2 separate regions of the Homo sapiens genome follow, and region 2 is linked to region 1. A link is an interaction called in ENCODE POLR2A ChIA-PET data of the cell type or tissue named here. Cell type or tissue: PC-3. All regions are shown on one strand. Links, peaks and the distances in the headings refer to the core of each region. The heading gives the core; the rest is flanking DNA.

Region 1 (2,918 bases), core at 291-2,790:
CTGAAGCAGGAGGCCCAGAGAGGAGGCGGTTTCCTGGGAGGAACCCAAACCAATGTGAGATGAGAAGGTCTTTAGGAAATGGGGGTCTCTGAGAACCGGTTCTTAAAGGTCAAGCACTTGAGCACCTCGCAAACTCCTGACAATTGAAACATATCTGAAGAGTCTTCTTCAGATATGTCTCTGTGTGTGTGTGTGTGTGTGTGTGTGTGTGTGTGTGAGAGAGAGAGAGAGAGAGAGAGAGAGAGAATATGAATGTGCAGTGTCCCAGTCCTGATCTCCTGGACTGGTGCCAGCCAGCCAGATGCCTGCCCTTGGCTGGCCAAGTTTTTGGCTCCTGAAAGTAGGCAGCTCTGGACTTGTACGAGGCCACAGAGAGAGTTCCAAGCCCCACCTGGCTCAGGCGACAACCTCTCAACCTGAAGTCAATCTCCGGTGGCATCACAGGGCCCTCCTGGCAGCAGCCCAGTTCCCCACATGAACCGAATGGTCCTTTCTTAAATTTTGAGCCGGGGGCTGCCTAAAAGGGGCTGCCCCCGCAAGCATTTTACCTCCCTAACACCATTCTCTGCCCGTGCCACGCTGGCCTCGAAGTCCCTTCCCAGGGCAGCACCCGGACTGAGATGTCTAAACTCTCCGGCAGGAAGGATACCTATCCAGACACCCGCACTGGATGTCCTGTCTGTTTGGCTTTGAGCTGGTCATTACGGTGTCTTTGGATCCTGCCTAACTTTTCTGTAATTTTTATCAGAAATAAGGCTTCAGGAGAGCAAACGTTGAGTTATGCGCTCCTTCTCTGGAGTCTCCTGCCCTGGTGTTTGCGCTCCCACTGCAGCAAGGGAGGCCTGAGTCTCTTAGGGCAGGGGTCCAGGGTCTTGGGAGAGGCCTTAGGGCAAGGGGGATGATCTTTTTCAGCCTCCCCTCCCCTCCTCCCACCCAGCGTCCTCATCCCCACCGCCTGCGATAGACTTGGGTCGCCCATTAGGAAGCTGATCCGCAGGGACGGGGCAGGCTTGGCTCCTGGGGATCTTAGGCTCCATGGGAACTTCGGGGGTCTCGGGGCCCGTGAGCGGATCTAGCTACTACTTCCCCTAGGTTCTCCTCGGGCTTCAGTCCCTAAGAGTCTGGACTCCGGACTGCCGCACAGAATCCTTCTTGCCCGGAGCGGTATTATTGAGGTCTTTGCGTTCTGCCCCGCCCTGTCCCGCCGGCTTGGGTGCTTGGTTTCTAACCCGAGTATACTCGGAGTCTCTGGTCCTGCGCGCCCCCCTCCTCCCGGGAGAGCCCCGTATCTGGCTGCGGGTAAGGGAAAACTTCGGGAACCCCGAGACCCAAGGACAGGGTCGGAGGGAGCGCGCGAACTTCCTCTGAGCAGGGCTCTTCCTCCCCTCCCCTCTCCCTCCAGGTCAATTTATGACTCAAACATGAGATAAGCCCTAGGCAGACGGTGACGCTGACTTCCCCGTGGGGGCGCGGGGAGAGAAGGATGAGGCAGACGTACCCCCTCCCTGGCCTGGCCCTGTCCGGGGCCGCGTCGGGGTGTGGAGGGGCGACTCCCTTCCTCCGGGAGCCCCGACTCGCTCTCTCCCAGCGCGCCTCCCCTGCGCCCGTAAAGCTCGGCCCTGCCGGAGCCCCGGGACCCGTCTGTTTTATTTCACTTAAAGCGATCTGCAAAGTCAAGGCCGGGTGAGGTGCGGCGCGGGAGAGGAGAGGATATGAACGGACGTGGAACGAAGTTCTGTCTGCCAACTCCCTCCGTCTGATTCTTGGAATCCGGTGGCATCTTAAAGGACGGAATTGAGGGCAAGGAGAAGATTATTAATCCCCGAAGCCCGCTCTGTCTATATATAACTGCTCAGTGGTTACAGTTGGCGATCGCAGGGTGGGGGTTGGGGGTGTAGACCGTGGGCCATGGAACACGTGGCATCTCTCCAGGGCATAAAAATCAATCTAGCTGGTGGCTCCTATGGAGTTTGTAAATTGCGCAGAGCTGGCTGGGGGAAGCCAGTGAGCTGTCCATGGTGGTTAAGGCTCGTTGATGTGCGTCCTCGGGCTGTCCTGGTGAGGCACAGACCCCCCTACCCCAGGGGCCGCAACGCCCCAGAGCCCCAGCCTGCCAGCGATCCAGCCGGTGTGCGCCCGACACGAGGCTGGACGTGTGTTTGCACAACTCCAGGACGCGCTCTTGCACAGAGGCCGAATTCCAGAGATAGACGGAAAAATCTCCCGATTCCAAATTGTGGGTTTCCTTTTAGTTCCTTCCTGAACGTGTCTTTCCCCACTCAGGCAACGTTTCACATGCTTTAAGAAACGTCCATCCATTTTAGTAGCCTCTCTCCTTTTCCTTTGCTAAGGTTCTGTTCTCTAAAGAGAGAGAAGCAAGTTGATGATCTTGTTAGGCTTCTGTTTGTTAAAAGCATCCACCAGCATTTGCACCATGTGGGATGTCCCCAACACCTGCTTTCATTGAGTGGGGAAACTGCTGCCAGGAGATTGTCCGGTATCTCAGGAAAATTGGACAGTTTCTTCTCTAGGAGTGGTGAAGCCCTTTGTAGCATATTGTTCAGTGGGGCGACTTCATTAATCACCATTGTCCTGAGCAGTGTGTCTGATCGCCACTCCTAGCAAAGGAGAAAACAAATGCTATGGGAGTTTCCTTGTAGGTACAGTTTTGCCCAGTTCTTGTGACATATTCTTATGAAAAAACATTTACAAAGGTAAGCTTCTATACATGTTTAAGGCAATTAAATTATCTCCACATTTTACTTTTTTGTCTCTTAATTTATCCTGGCAATTTTCTCCTTACTTAACTTGGATAGAGATCTCATCTTCAACTGAATAACGAATTACCTCAAATACTACAAAAGACTGCAAAATATTATAAACATTTATAACTCATTTGTATTACACACCTTTATTTA
Region 2 (2,918 bases), core at 244-2,743, 680 kb after region 1:
CATCACTTTGTCTATTTGGGGTTTTTCATGATTCCATACAAATGTTAATATTGCTTTTTCTATTTCTATGAAAAATGTCATTGAAATTTTGATAGAGATTGTGTTGACTTTGTAGATCATTTTGGGTAATACAGACATTTAAATTGTTTAAATATTTCAATTTTTCCAATCTATGAACATTGAATATCTTTCCATTTATTTGTATCTTCTTTAATTTTTTTCATCAATGTTTTGCCTTTTCTGTATAGGTCTTTCAAGTTCTTGGTTAAACTTATTCCTAAGTATTTTAATTTTTTTGTAGCTACTGTAAATGGGATGTTTTTAAAATAATTTATTTTTAGAAGAGTTTGTTTTTAATATATAAAAACACTGCATATTTTCTATATTAATTTTATATTCTGCAACTTCATTGATTTACTAGTCCTTTTAGTTTTTTGGTGGTATTTTAGGGTTTTCTACATATATGACTATATTACCTGCAAACAGGGACAATTTAATTTTTTGTTTTTCCAATTTGGATTCCTTTTATTTGTCTTCCTTGCCTAGTTGTTCTGGCTAGGATTTCTAGTACTGTGTTGAATAGAAGTGGCGAGAATGAGATTCTTGTTTGTTTCTTATCTGAGAGGAAAAGTGTTTAGCTTTTCACCATTGAGTATGATGTCAGATGTGGTTTTGCAATATATGGCCTTTATTTTGTTGAAGTACTTTCATTCCATAACTGATTTGTTGAGAGCTTTTATTATGAAAAGATGTTGAATTTTGTCAACTGCTTTTTCTGCATCTATTGAGATGACAGTACATTTTTTGTCCTTTATTCTATTAGTGTGATTATCACATTTATAGACTTTCATATGTTAAAATATCCTTGCATCCCTAGGATAACTCCCATTTTATCATGGTGAATGATACTTTTAATGTGTACTGAATTCAATTTGCTAGAATTTTGTTGAAAATTTTTTCATGAATGTTCATCAGATATATTGGCCTATTATTATTATTATTTTTATCCTGTAGTGTTCTTGCCTGGATTTAGTAACAGGGTGATGATGGCCTTAGAAAATGAGTGTGGAAATATTCCTTCTCCCTCAATATTGTGAAAAAATTTGAGAAGGATTGATATTATTTCTTTAAATGTGTGGTAGAACTCAGAAGTGAAACCATCAGATCCTGGACTTTTCCTTAATGGAAGATTTTTTTTTGTTTCTTAAATTGCTCGTTCAATCTCCTTACTCCTTACTGGTCTGTTCGGATTTTCAGTTTACTTAAGATTCGGTTTTGGTAAGTTGTGTGTGTCTAAGAATTTATTCATTTCTTCTAGACAATCAAATTTCTTAGTGTATAATTTTTTTTAACAGTTTCTTATGATCCTCTGTAAGTCTGTGGTATCAGTTGTAATAGCTCCTCTTGAAATTCTCATTTTCTTTATTTGATATTGTTGTCTTTCGTACCAGGCTAGCTAAAGTTTGGTCAATTTTGTTTATCTGTTCAAAAAAGCAACTCTTACTTTCTTTGATTTTTTCTATTCTTTTTCTATTTTCTATTTCATTTATTGCTGCTTAGTTATTGATTTTTCTTCCACTAACTTTAAGCTCAGTTTGTTATCTCAATTTCTAGTTCCCTTGAAGCGTGAAACTAGGTTGTTTATTTAAGATTTTTATTCTTTTTTGATGTAGGCATTTATTGCTATAAACTTTCCACTTAGAACTGCCTTTGATTCATCTCATAAATTTTGGTACGTTGTGCTTCCATTTTTGTTTGTCTTAAGATATTTTAAATTTTCTCTTTTAATTTCTCATTTGACTCATTGGCTATTCAAGAACTTGTTTAATTACCATGTATTTGAATATATTCTAAAATTTTTTATTTGTGATTAGGTGATTTTCTCTAGTGGTATGCTTTGATTTCTTACTTTATATCTTTAGTGTATCTACCATAGGTTTTTGCTTTGTGGTTACCATAAGGCTTATAGAAAACACCTTACAGTTATAACAGGCTATTTTAAGCCGATAACAGCTTAACTTTGCATACAAAATTTATACTTTTAGGACAGGTGTGGTGGCTCACACCTGTAATCCTAGCACTTTAGGGAGGGTGAGGCTGGCGGGTCACTTGAGCCCAAAAGTCCAAGACCAGACTGGGAAACATGGCAAAACCCTGTCTCTACAGAAAATACAAAAACTTAGCCAGCTATGATCACAGCAGTGCACTCAAGCCTGAGCAACAGAGTGAGAAGAGACCCTGTCTCAAGAGAAAAAAATTATATTATTCCTCCACCCCCACCACATTTAAAATTTTTTGTCACAGTTTGCATTTTTTATTGTCTTCCTTAACAAAATAATGTAGCTTTTATTATTTTAATAATTTTGTCTTTTAACCTTCATATTAAACATATAAAAGATATATACATGCCCGGGCATGGTGGCTTATGCCTGTAATCCCAGCACTTTGGGAGGCCGAGGCAGATGGATCTTGAGGTCAAGAGATCGAGACCACCCTGGCCAACATGGTGAAACCCCATCTCTACTAAAAATACAAAAATTAGCTGGGCTTGGTGGCATGCACCTGTAGTCCCAGCTACTCGGGAGGTTGAGGCAGGAGAATCACTTGAACCCAGGAGGCAGAGGTTGCAGCAAGCTGAGATCGCACCACTGCACTCCAGCCTGGTGACAAAGTGAGACTCTGTCTAAAACAAAATAATAATAAAAAATAAACAAAAATATATACACCACCATTACAGTATTACAGTTACTTTTTGAATTTTATTTTACTTTAAGTTCTGGGATACATGTGCAGAACGTGCAGGTTTGTTACATAGGTATATGCATGCCATGGTGGTTTTTTGCACCTATTGACCCATCCTCTCAGTTCCCTCCCCTTACTCCCCATCCCCCAACAGGCCCTGGTGTGTGTGTGTTGTT

Evidence for each region. Peaks named below come from ENCODE experiments on the same cell type or tissue, not always from the same donor. Only the 100,000 strongest peaks of a DNase experiment are listed, where the experiment ranks them.
Region 2: POLR2A ChIA-PET joins it to region 1 with 5 read pairs; 1 of 35 experiments calls an interaction of 5 or more read pairs at or near these places.

Annotation. Positions count from the first base shown.
Region 1 is chr12:27,973,913-27,976,830 of GRCh38, forward strand. No RefSeq gene overlaps it. Among named protein-coding and RNA genes, the nearest start is that of PTHLH, 2.6 kb to the left of the region's middle. RefSeq lists enhancers at 1,205-1,893, 1,894-2,582. In PC-3, for the core only: no CTCF peak of the experiment used is centred there; DNase peaks (open chromatin) are centred at 1,429, 1,709 and 1,849; H3K4me3 peaks cover 1,979 bases; H3K27ac peaks cover 2,500 bases.
Region 2 is chr12:28,651,749-28,654,666 of GRCh38, forward strand. No RefSeq gene overlaps it. Among named protein-coding and RNA genes, the nearest start is that of CCDC91, 460 kb to the left of the region's middle. In PC-3, for the core only: no CTCF peak of the experiment used is centred there; no DNase peak of the experiment used is centred there; H3K4me3 peaks cover 1,353 bases.